Regions from separate parts of the Homo sapiens genome. Here region 1 is linked to region 2. The links are chromatin loops, found by intact Hi-C in ENCODE. Cell type or tissue: GM12878. All regions are shown on one strand. Links, peaks and the distances in the headings refer to the core of each region. The heading gives the core; the rest is flanking DNA. Region 1 holds the start of LOC107986112 (a long non-coding RNA gene). Region 2 overlaps LOC105374027 (a long non-coding RNA gene).

Region 1 (4,405 bases), core at 202-4,201, 120 kb after region 2:
TCTGAAGAAGCAGGAACTTGAGGTGAGCCTTGAGGAATAGCTCAGTCATAGATGTTAGTGGGGTTGGTTGAATGAGCTAGAACAGGAGATATGGGTGGGATAGAATTGACAAAAGCCTTGATATGTCAATCTGGTGACCTGTGTTGGTTTATAGGATTAGTATTAGAAATAATAGAAAATAAATCTAAACAGGCCAAGATGGGTTGAGAGGGCATTAGAAATTGAGAGGCTTTCAATCAGAAAGAAATGTTGAAACTCAGTGCAAGAGGCTACAATGAGCCATTATAAATTTATAAGCACATTTACAAGACTGACCTAATGAGAAGATAAATTTAGCAGTGGAGTTCTGTATAGTGTGCCAGTGATACAGATTTGATCGGCAGATTGTGGTGAGTGGAGAGCTTTAGAAGTCATCATTCAAAGATGAGATTTGATGAGGAATAACCTTCTTAATGATTTTGTTGGATACACAGACTAATTGGCCTGTGGATTTTTTTTCCTCCCAAGGGTGCACTGACTTTGGACACCAGAAAGTATCACCATGTACCTTTTTCAACTGTATTAGTTATCTATTGCTTTGTAACAACCCCAAACTTAAAGATTAGAACAAATGTAATTATCTCAAGCTGTTTTTGATATCTATAGCCATGCTTAAATTTTTGTGTTAAGAATTTGAAAGCAGTTTAGCTGGGTGTTTGTACCTTTGTTTCTCTCCTGGTGTTGGATTCAAGCTGTTGGCTATGACTGCACCCATCTGGGAACTTAATTTGGGCTAGAGGATTGGATTAAAAGATGGCTTGCTCACATGGCTGCTGGTTGGAGGCCTCAGTTTCTCAACACAGAAACCTCTTCACAGGGTTTCTTGAGTGTCCTCATGACATGGCAGCCGTCTTCTTCCAAAACAAGTGAAAACAAACAAGAAGTGTTCTTCCAGAACAAGAGAAAAGTGTTTGGTAGGTCCCTCCTCCCTCTTTTCTCTCCTGCTGCCATGTAAGATGCGCCTTGCTTCTTCCAGAAAAGCAAAAACAATAAAAGAAGCCACAATGCCTTCTATTATGACATAGTCTTAGAAGTCATGCATCATTATGTCTGCCATAGATTATTTCTTAGGAACAAGTCATTAAGTGTAGCTCATGCCCAAGTGGAGTGAGACTGAGTTTCTACCTTTTCAAGAAAGGAGTATCAAATAATTTATGGACATATTTTAAAACTACCACGGCAAGTTTGTCTTTGTCTATATCTGAAGGGATCTACTGCAAAATTATTTTCCATTTGGATTATTACTAATTCCAAGTCAAAAGTTTGGATATTTTCTTTCTTTCTTTTCTTCCTTCTCTCTCTCTCTCCTACTTTCCATCCTTCTTTCCTTTGAAATGAGAATTTACATAAATTTGCTTATAAAAGGAAAAGCATTTTGAATACCATTTAATTTTACATTTTATTTTCTTCTAGCCTTCTGAAGCCTTTTTTCTATAATACCCTCAGACGCTTCATAGAATACTTTCCTTCATTTCTTGTGTTAAATGAAACCCAAGTCTCTTTTGAGGACGACATTCTTTTCCGGTAATACTCTTGAGTAGAGGCTACTCCTTCTTCTCTGTCTCATTCATCTAAAAGCCCAAAGTTAGAAACACCACCTTTCCAGCTTCCTATACCATGTATAAATCACTACTCTTTCACTTTTCCAATAAATTTTTTTCTTTTAAAGTCATGTCATTAGGCTATGCCACCTTCTTTCCTGAAGCTGGAAATATTCTTCACCACTTCATCACTTGTACCATTGTCTTCTTCCCTAACCACCAGGAGACTTTAGGATCCTTGTCTTACAGCATGTAAGCCTTGTGATGTTTTAACTTCATAAGCCCAGGCCACCTCCCCTCTACTCTTCACCAGCTTTTTAAATCTATAGCCACACAAAAAATTGTTTCATTTCTGAACTCTTGAAGAGTAGTAAGCACTCTGTTTTTTCTTTTTCCCAGAATTCTCACTCTCATTATCCTGCTCTGAACATAGACTGATTTATGGAGCAAAAGTCCTTTAAAATGTCATTCTCCTTTACTCTATACCATTTCACTTTTAACTCGTATTCTTTCTCTAGCCGGCATCAAATCAAACTCCATCATTGTAGTGTTTCTTGACCTCTTCACCTTGTCCTGCTTTCTTTCCACTTATTCCACTTCTTAAAGTCTGAATCAATCCAGCTCCCCACTGTTACTGATTTGCGGATGAAGGATCCCAGATAAAACCATTTTTCTGAGATAAATATAGATCTATGGACCTCAACTTCATCTTAGAAACACCATAATATGGCTGCGTTAGTTATTTATTGTTGTGTAGTGAATTACTACAAACTTTGTAATGAATTACTACAAACTTAATCACTAAAAACAGTACCCACGTATTATCTCATAGTTCTGGTCATTAGAAGTTCAGGCTGGCTTGGTTGAGTTCTCTGCTTAGAGTCTCATAAAGCCCAACCTGGTTTCTGAACTAAAGGCTTTGAGAAAAAAAAATGCTTCCAAGTTTATTCAAATTGTTCGAAGAAGCCTGCTGGTGGCAGTTATAGGACTGAAACCTCACTTTCTTGCTGGCTATTTGCTTGAAGTGACTCAGCTTTTAGAGATCACCTGCATTTCTCTTCATGTGGCCCCTTTCATCTGCACAGTCAGTAATGACATGCTGAAACTTTCTCATGCTTTCAGATATCTGTGACTTCCTCTTCTGCCACCAGCTCAGAAAACTCTCTAGTTTTCAAAGGCTCATCTCATTAAACCAGGCCCATTCAAATAATCTCCATATCTTAAGGTTAACTGACTTGGACTTTAATTATATCTGCAAAATCCCTTCACGGTAGTACCAAGATTCATATTTGATTTTATAACCAGAGCAAAGAGATCATAAGGAAGCTATATCTGGAATTCTGCTTGCCACAGTGGCTCTAGTTAGCTCCATCACTCATGCACCCAGACAGCTTTTTCAACCTTCGCAATAACCCTATTCCACACATGCCCTTACTCATTGTTAAACTAAGTCTTCACCTATCCTTTTTCTGCATGGAGGAAAATAAAAACAATTAGGTGAGAAAATATCCGTTAAAATTCTGGGCCTATATCTGGTCCTGGAAAAAATTCATGAATTATTTCCTCAGCATTCAATATATCCTGACCCTCTAGCAACCAAAGTTTTAACCCTTTACTTTCTCAATGAGTTCTAACACCCTATCTGCTAAGCCGTCTCTCAGATAAATATCCTCTTTCTCATGCTGTTCCTTTCACTAGTGGTTTTTTTTTCTGTTTTTTAAATAATTTCAACTTTTGTTTTAAATTCAAATGGTACATTTGCAGGTTTGTTACCTGGGTATATTGCATGATACTGAGGTTTGGGGTACAGTTAATTCTGTCAACCAGGTAGTAAAACAGTACCCGACAGTTTTTCAGCCATTGCTCCCCTCCCTTTCTCCCCACTCTAGTAGTCTCCATTATCTATTTTTCTTATATTTATGTCCATGTGTACCCAATACTTAGCTCTCATTTATAAGTGAGAACATGCGGTGTTTGGTTTTCTGGTCCCGTGTTAATTTGCTTTGGATAAAGGCCTCTAGCTGCATACATGTTGCTGAAAATAACACAATTTCATTCTTTTTAAGTGGCTGTATAGAATTGCATGGTATATATGTACCATACTTTCTTAATCCAATCCACCATTGATGGACATCTAGTTGATTCCATGTATTTGCTACTGTGGATAATTCTGCAATGAGCATACAAATGCATGTACTTTTTGGGTAGAAAGATTTATTTTCCTTTGGGTATATACCCAGTAATGGGATTGCTAGGCCAAATGGTAGTTGTGTTTTGAGTTCTTTGAGAAATCTCCAAACTGCCTGCCAAAGTGACTGAATTAATTTCCATTTCTGCCAAGAGTGTATAAGGATCTCTTTTTCAATGTAGCCTCACCAGCATCTGTTATTTTTTGACTTTTTAATAATAACAACTCTGGTGTGAGATGGTACCTCATTGTGGTTTTGATTTGCATTTATTTGATGATTAGTAATGCTGAGCATTTTTCATGTTTGTTGGCTGCAGGTATGTCATCTTTTGAGAAGCATCTGTTCATATCCTTTGCCTACCTTTTAATGGGGTTGTGTTTTGCTTGTTGAATTGCTTAAGTTTTTTTATAGATTCAGGACATTAGACCTTCATTAGATGTATAGTTTGAAGATATTTTCTGCCATTCTGTAGGCTGTTTACTCTGCTGATAGTTTCTTTTGGAGTAGACAGACTGTGGCCCTATCTTCACTGTTCCTCACCTGGCAGGGCCTGCCAGCTTCAGCCCTCAGCACTTTTTTCTTCGTTTCCTTTCAGCATATAAATATATACTAGTTACTCTAATATTAAAAAAAAGA
Region 2 (4,405 bases), core at 86-4,085:
GAATAGGCTTCATAGATGAAAAGCACGTTTATGAGAAACTTTAAGATAAACTGAATTTAAGGCCTCTTCCATGTGAGTTCTCTTACTTAACATCTTAGCTCCTCAACTTAAATAGAAGGCACATAAATTACTGATGTTCCCACACACTGACTAAAAGCTGGATAGGATTTGGGTTTGAGTATCAGAAGAATTGAGTTCCCTTCTGCCTCGCAATCTGAATCCAGTTCATTCAAACCATGCTTTACAAGAATGAGTTTCTTATTCTTATAAAAATATTTGCAATGAAAATTAATTAGTTTACAACCATATTTAAAACCTTGAAAAATACTGTTTTTGCATGATATCATTATTAATTATTGTATTGCAGCACCCAGCGTGATACCATGCTTATGCAGATACTTTACAAATATTACTTGATGGTTTGATGATTTTGTATGATTAAAAAACACACAAAAAGTTGGCTTTCATTACATGGAATTTAAGGACATATAAGAGTTTGCAAGTAAAAGGTATATATTCTTGCCATTTTTAATTGCTTAACTTTTATAAAACATAGTTTATGCTCTTTTCTAAGCTTTTTAATACTATGCAGAATCGACAGACAAGCTTAAATTACAGTCATATTCAATTACTAGCAGAATATACAATAAGAATACTCATAACATCATAATTGCTAAAACTTATTGATAACATAGTATGTTAGTCACTATACTAATTGCATAGATTCTCTTAAATGCTACAACTACGAATGAGTAGGTAGTAGTATCATTTATACTTTCCCAATGCGGAAAAGGAAACTTAAAGGCATATTTAAGGTCACAAATCTAATTAAGTAGCAGAGCTTGAACTCAAACTCAAAGTTAATCTAGGGGGGTTGAATTTAAGGGAGTTATCATTAAATACATCAATACAAAAAAAATTCCAATATTCTCTCTCTAAGGTTGCATAACTCCCTGTGGCTTCCATAGGCTATTTGGAAACAAATGTGAATATACATGGTTTCTTTCTGTCTATTCTTTGGCTAGTTAGAGGTTTCAGCAGTTCTTACCTGCTTATACAAAAGGCAGACAGATACAATTACAAGGGCGGTTTGAAATAAGTCCAGAATCTTCCTACCCACTGACCATGCAGAATCCAAACCCTTAATATGCATAATGAAGGCATTACTTCACTTTACTTTGTAATTTCTCCTAAAACGCACACAAACCATTACCTCATTCAAAATGGCTTGGATTGAAATAGCTGATTTAAACTGATGTTTAAATCTTAGAACGAAGCCAGGCTGCTGTCTGTGTAAGAGGCTGCACTGCCTTATTACTGTTTTATTTTGATTATATCAGCAAGTGAGAATCAATAGGTCAGACAGGACCTGTGAATTGATGTTTATTCATATGCATGCCTTCCAGCTGAATGTGATTAGAAATGATAGTGTCATTATGTAAGTGCTAATAGTACCTAAAATGTTTGAATGCTCACTACGTACTGAGCACTAGTGTACATGCTCTACATGGATTACTTCAAAACAACCCTATGGGCAGGGACGGTTATTGACCCCATTTTACAGGTGAGGTTAATATCACTTTGCCCAAGGGTCGGCACCTAGCAATTGGCAGTGCCATGCAGGCATTTTTACTTCAGAGTTAGCTCTAAACATCTAAATAGTCTTGGCATGAAATTCTATTATTATTGGAGGTCAAAGGGCATGACTACATTGTAAGCAGTACAATGGAATTGTTTTGGAACCTGAAGTCTCAGCTTCAATTTCTAGTGCACCATTTATCAATCGGTGTCCTTGGGCTAATTACCTCATTTGCTAGTGGAAGATAATAGCATTACCTACCTCACAGGTTGGTATGAGGTGGATAAATTAATTCATATGAAACATTTTAGCATAATGACTAAAAAATAATAAGTACTCAGTTATTATTATGTGAGTTACCTAACTGGCTCCATGAGTTGATTCAGGCTCTAAAAATAGGCAACAGATGCATTAGGCAGCTTTGATTGCTTTCTGTAACTTGACATAGCAGCTTTACGTTACTCAATGATTTAGTACAATTTAACATTTGTAGAGCTCCTTTCTCACAAAGATAATTGATCTCACCAATCATCAGCCAACTTGTGAACTGGCTCAGAATGAGAAAACCCATAAATTTCAGATGCAGAAACAGGCAAGCAGTGAAAATTCTTGCCTCAGGACACACTTGAATTCAAGGAGATTTGAGGATTAGCACCAAGGCATGTTATCTAACCAGAGAAAACACATCTCTTCTGAAAGTTCCTGATAGCCTGAGGACTCAAGGAATCAGACACCCAATGACTCCAGAGAGAAGGAAATGACACCTGAGAAAGAAAATGACACCTGAGAAAGAAAATCTGGCTAGTCTTAGATCTTGACACAGACTCTTGTTTGATGCTGGATATGTTCCAACTACATTAAAGTTCTCTACACTAGACTTGCTCAATTGTCTTGGCAGACTCTGCCATAGATGAGACATCAAGTAATCCATGCTGAGTAGAGAGAAGAAAAACAGTAACTGTAACAGACTAGGTTTCATTAACCCAAGGGTTCTAAGAAAAAAAAAAAACGTTGTAGAAAGCTTCCTTTTTGTGGCAATCTAACAAATTTTAGAAGAGAACTTTTTTATTAACTTATTTTTTGCCAACTGCATTATAATATGTAAGCTGACAGCTATATTTTTATAAAAATAAATTCGTATGTGCATTTTTATGGTACATGGGCTTCAATGGCAAGATGCTTCATTAGGCTGCTAATCTTATCCATCTCACTGGGTCTAGCCTCCCTCCCATCTCCCACCTCCCCTAGATCTATACGCACCTCCTTCTTTACTCCCCCAACTAAAAACACTTGTTAATATCACTTCACTGGGAACTGAAACAATGAGTTCAGTTTCATGAGTTAGCTGAGATAAATGTGGTGGGAAAATTTTTCTTTCTAAGTAATTTAAAGATATAGATACATTCACATATATATTCTTTGATTTATTTTGAAAGAAGTTAGAAAATAGGAGATCATCAAATATATAAACTTAATAGTTCAGTTTTCACTTAAAAAGTTAAAAAAAAAAAAGAAAAAGCCATTTTGTAGTAATCAAGACATTTTTGAGGATAGGACTTGGGCAGAGAGAGTACAGTGGTATTCTATAATCTGTGGTTTCTCTTTCTGTAGTTTCAGTTACCCATGGTTAGTTGCGGGTTTAAAAGTAGGTGAGTATATTACAAAAAGATATTTTCAGAAAGAGTGAGAGAAACCACATTCACATCACCCTTACTGCAGTATATTAATTGTTCCATTTTATGATTAGCTATTGTTATTCATCTCTGTGTCTAATTTATAAAAGAAACTTTATCATAGGTATATATGGGTAGGAAAACACATAGTATATGTAGGGTTTAGTACTAACCATGGGTTTAGGCTCTCAGAACCTATCCTCCATATAGGGGGATTACTGCATGCTACATGCTTGGATGGGATTTCCAATCTCATTTTCTAGTTTAACTCTAACCTTTCTGTCGCATTAGGGTGGAATGTTCTTCTCTAAAACACATGAAGTAAATGAATGCTTGGTAAAGATGTTCATGTTTAATTATAACTGGAAGTCAGACCTGTCTTAGGCAACATAATGATCAAGGTGAAGTTCATCCCTGCTGGCTTCCCATCTACTTCTGCCAGAGCCACTTCTTCCTTCTGACCCTCCCTTTGTCTTCCTGCCATCCCTGATTCTTGTCAAGGGGATAAAGTGTCGGGCAAAGCAAGCTTAAGGGTTTTGCCTTTCAAAGGAGATTTCTTCAAATTTAGAAAATGAAAACATTTTTCAGGAGGGGACCACTAAACCATGAAACTATATAGCTTGGGCATCAGCAATTTAAGTTTGAAATAAAACAGTGTTTAAATTTCAGTTTTGACACTTCTGGGTTTTATAACCATGGGTAAATGACTTCAATCTCTTTTGAATTCTTTGTCTGAAAAGAAATAGGAATAGCAATAGTAGCTATCTCTGTTGAGAGTTGAGAATACGGGGAAACTAGGTATGATGCCTATTTAACCCATAACAAAACGTCAATAGTCAGTAAGGCTGATAATTTGCAGAAAGAGTATCTGACTTGTACCCCTTTAAATAATAACATTTGGGACCACAAAAGTCACTTGCTGGTGAGACTGCCCACCATACCAGTTATAGATTGTCATAACTTCAAGGAATCTTAGAGGTCAGCCACTTCAAGGTACTTAGAAAAAGGTACCTGGCTTATCAGCCAGATAAACCAATTTTTCCACGGCCACATAGGAGTTGAGAGATTGAGTCATGTCTCTAACAGGAACTTCTTACTGCAGTTCTAATTTTTTTCACTTGTAGTTCTAATTCTGTTCACTTCACTGAGAATT

Evidence for each region. Peaks named below come from ENCODE experiments on the same cell type or tissue, not always from the same donor. Only the 100,000 strongest peaks of a DNase experiment are listed, where the experiment ranks them.
Region 1: a loop joins it to region 2, with 5 times the contacts of the local background. A loop is called at or near these places in 1 of 110 quality-filtered maps.

What each region holds. Positions count from the first base shown.
Region 1 is chr3:106,300,061-106,304,465 of GRCh38, forward strand. It overlaps LOC107986112 (a long non-coding RNA gene), which reads right to left and starts at 4,211. Exons shown (of 3, transcript XR_001740840.1): 1 at 4,130-4,211; 2 at 702-1,005. In GM12878, for the core only: no CTCF peak of the experiment used is centred there; a DNase peak (open chromatin) is centred at 2,631; H3K27ac peaks cover 3,789 bases.
Region 2 is chr3:106,181,844-106,186,248 of GRCh38, forward strand. The region is part of intron 2 of LOC105374027 (a long non-coding RNA gene); the gene reads left to right. Among named protein-coding and RNA genes, the nearest start is that of CBLB, 320 kb to the left of the region's middle. RefSeq lists an enhancer at 2,563-2,612. In GM12878, for the core only: no CTCF peak of the experiment used is centred there; DNase peaks (open chromatin) are centred at 2,378, 2,844, 3,238 and 3,530; H3K27ac peaks cover 2,875 bases.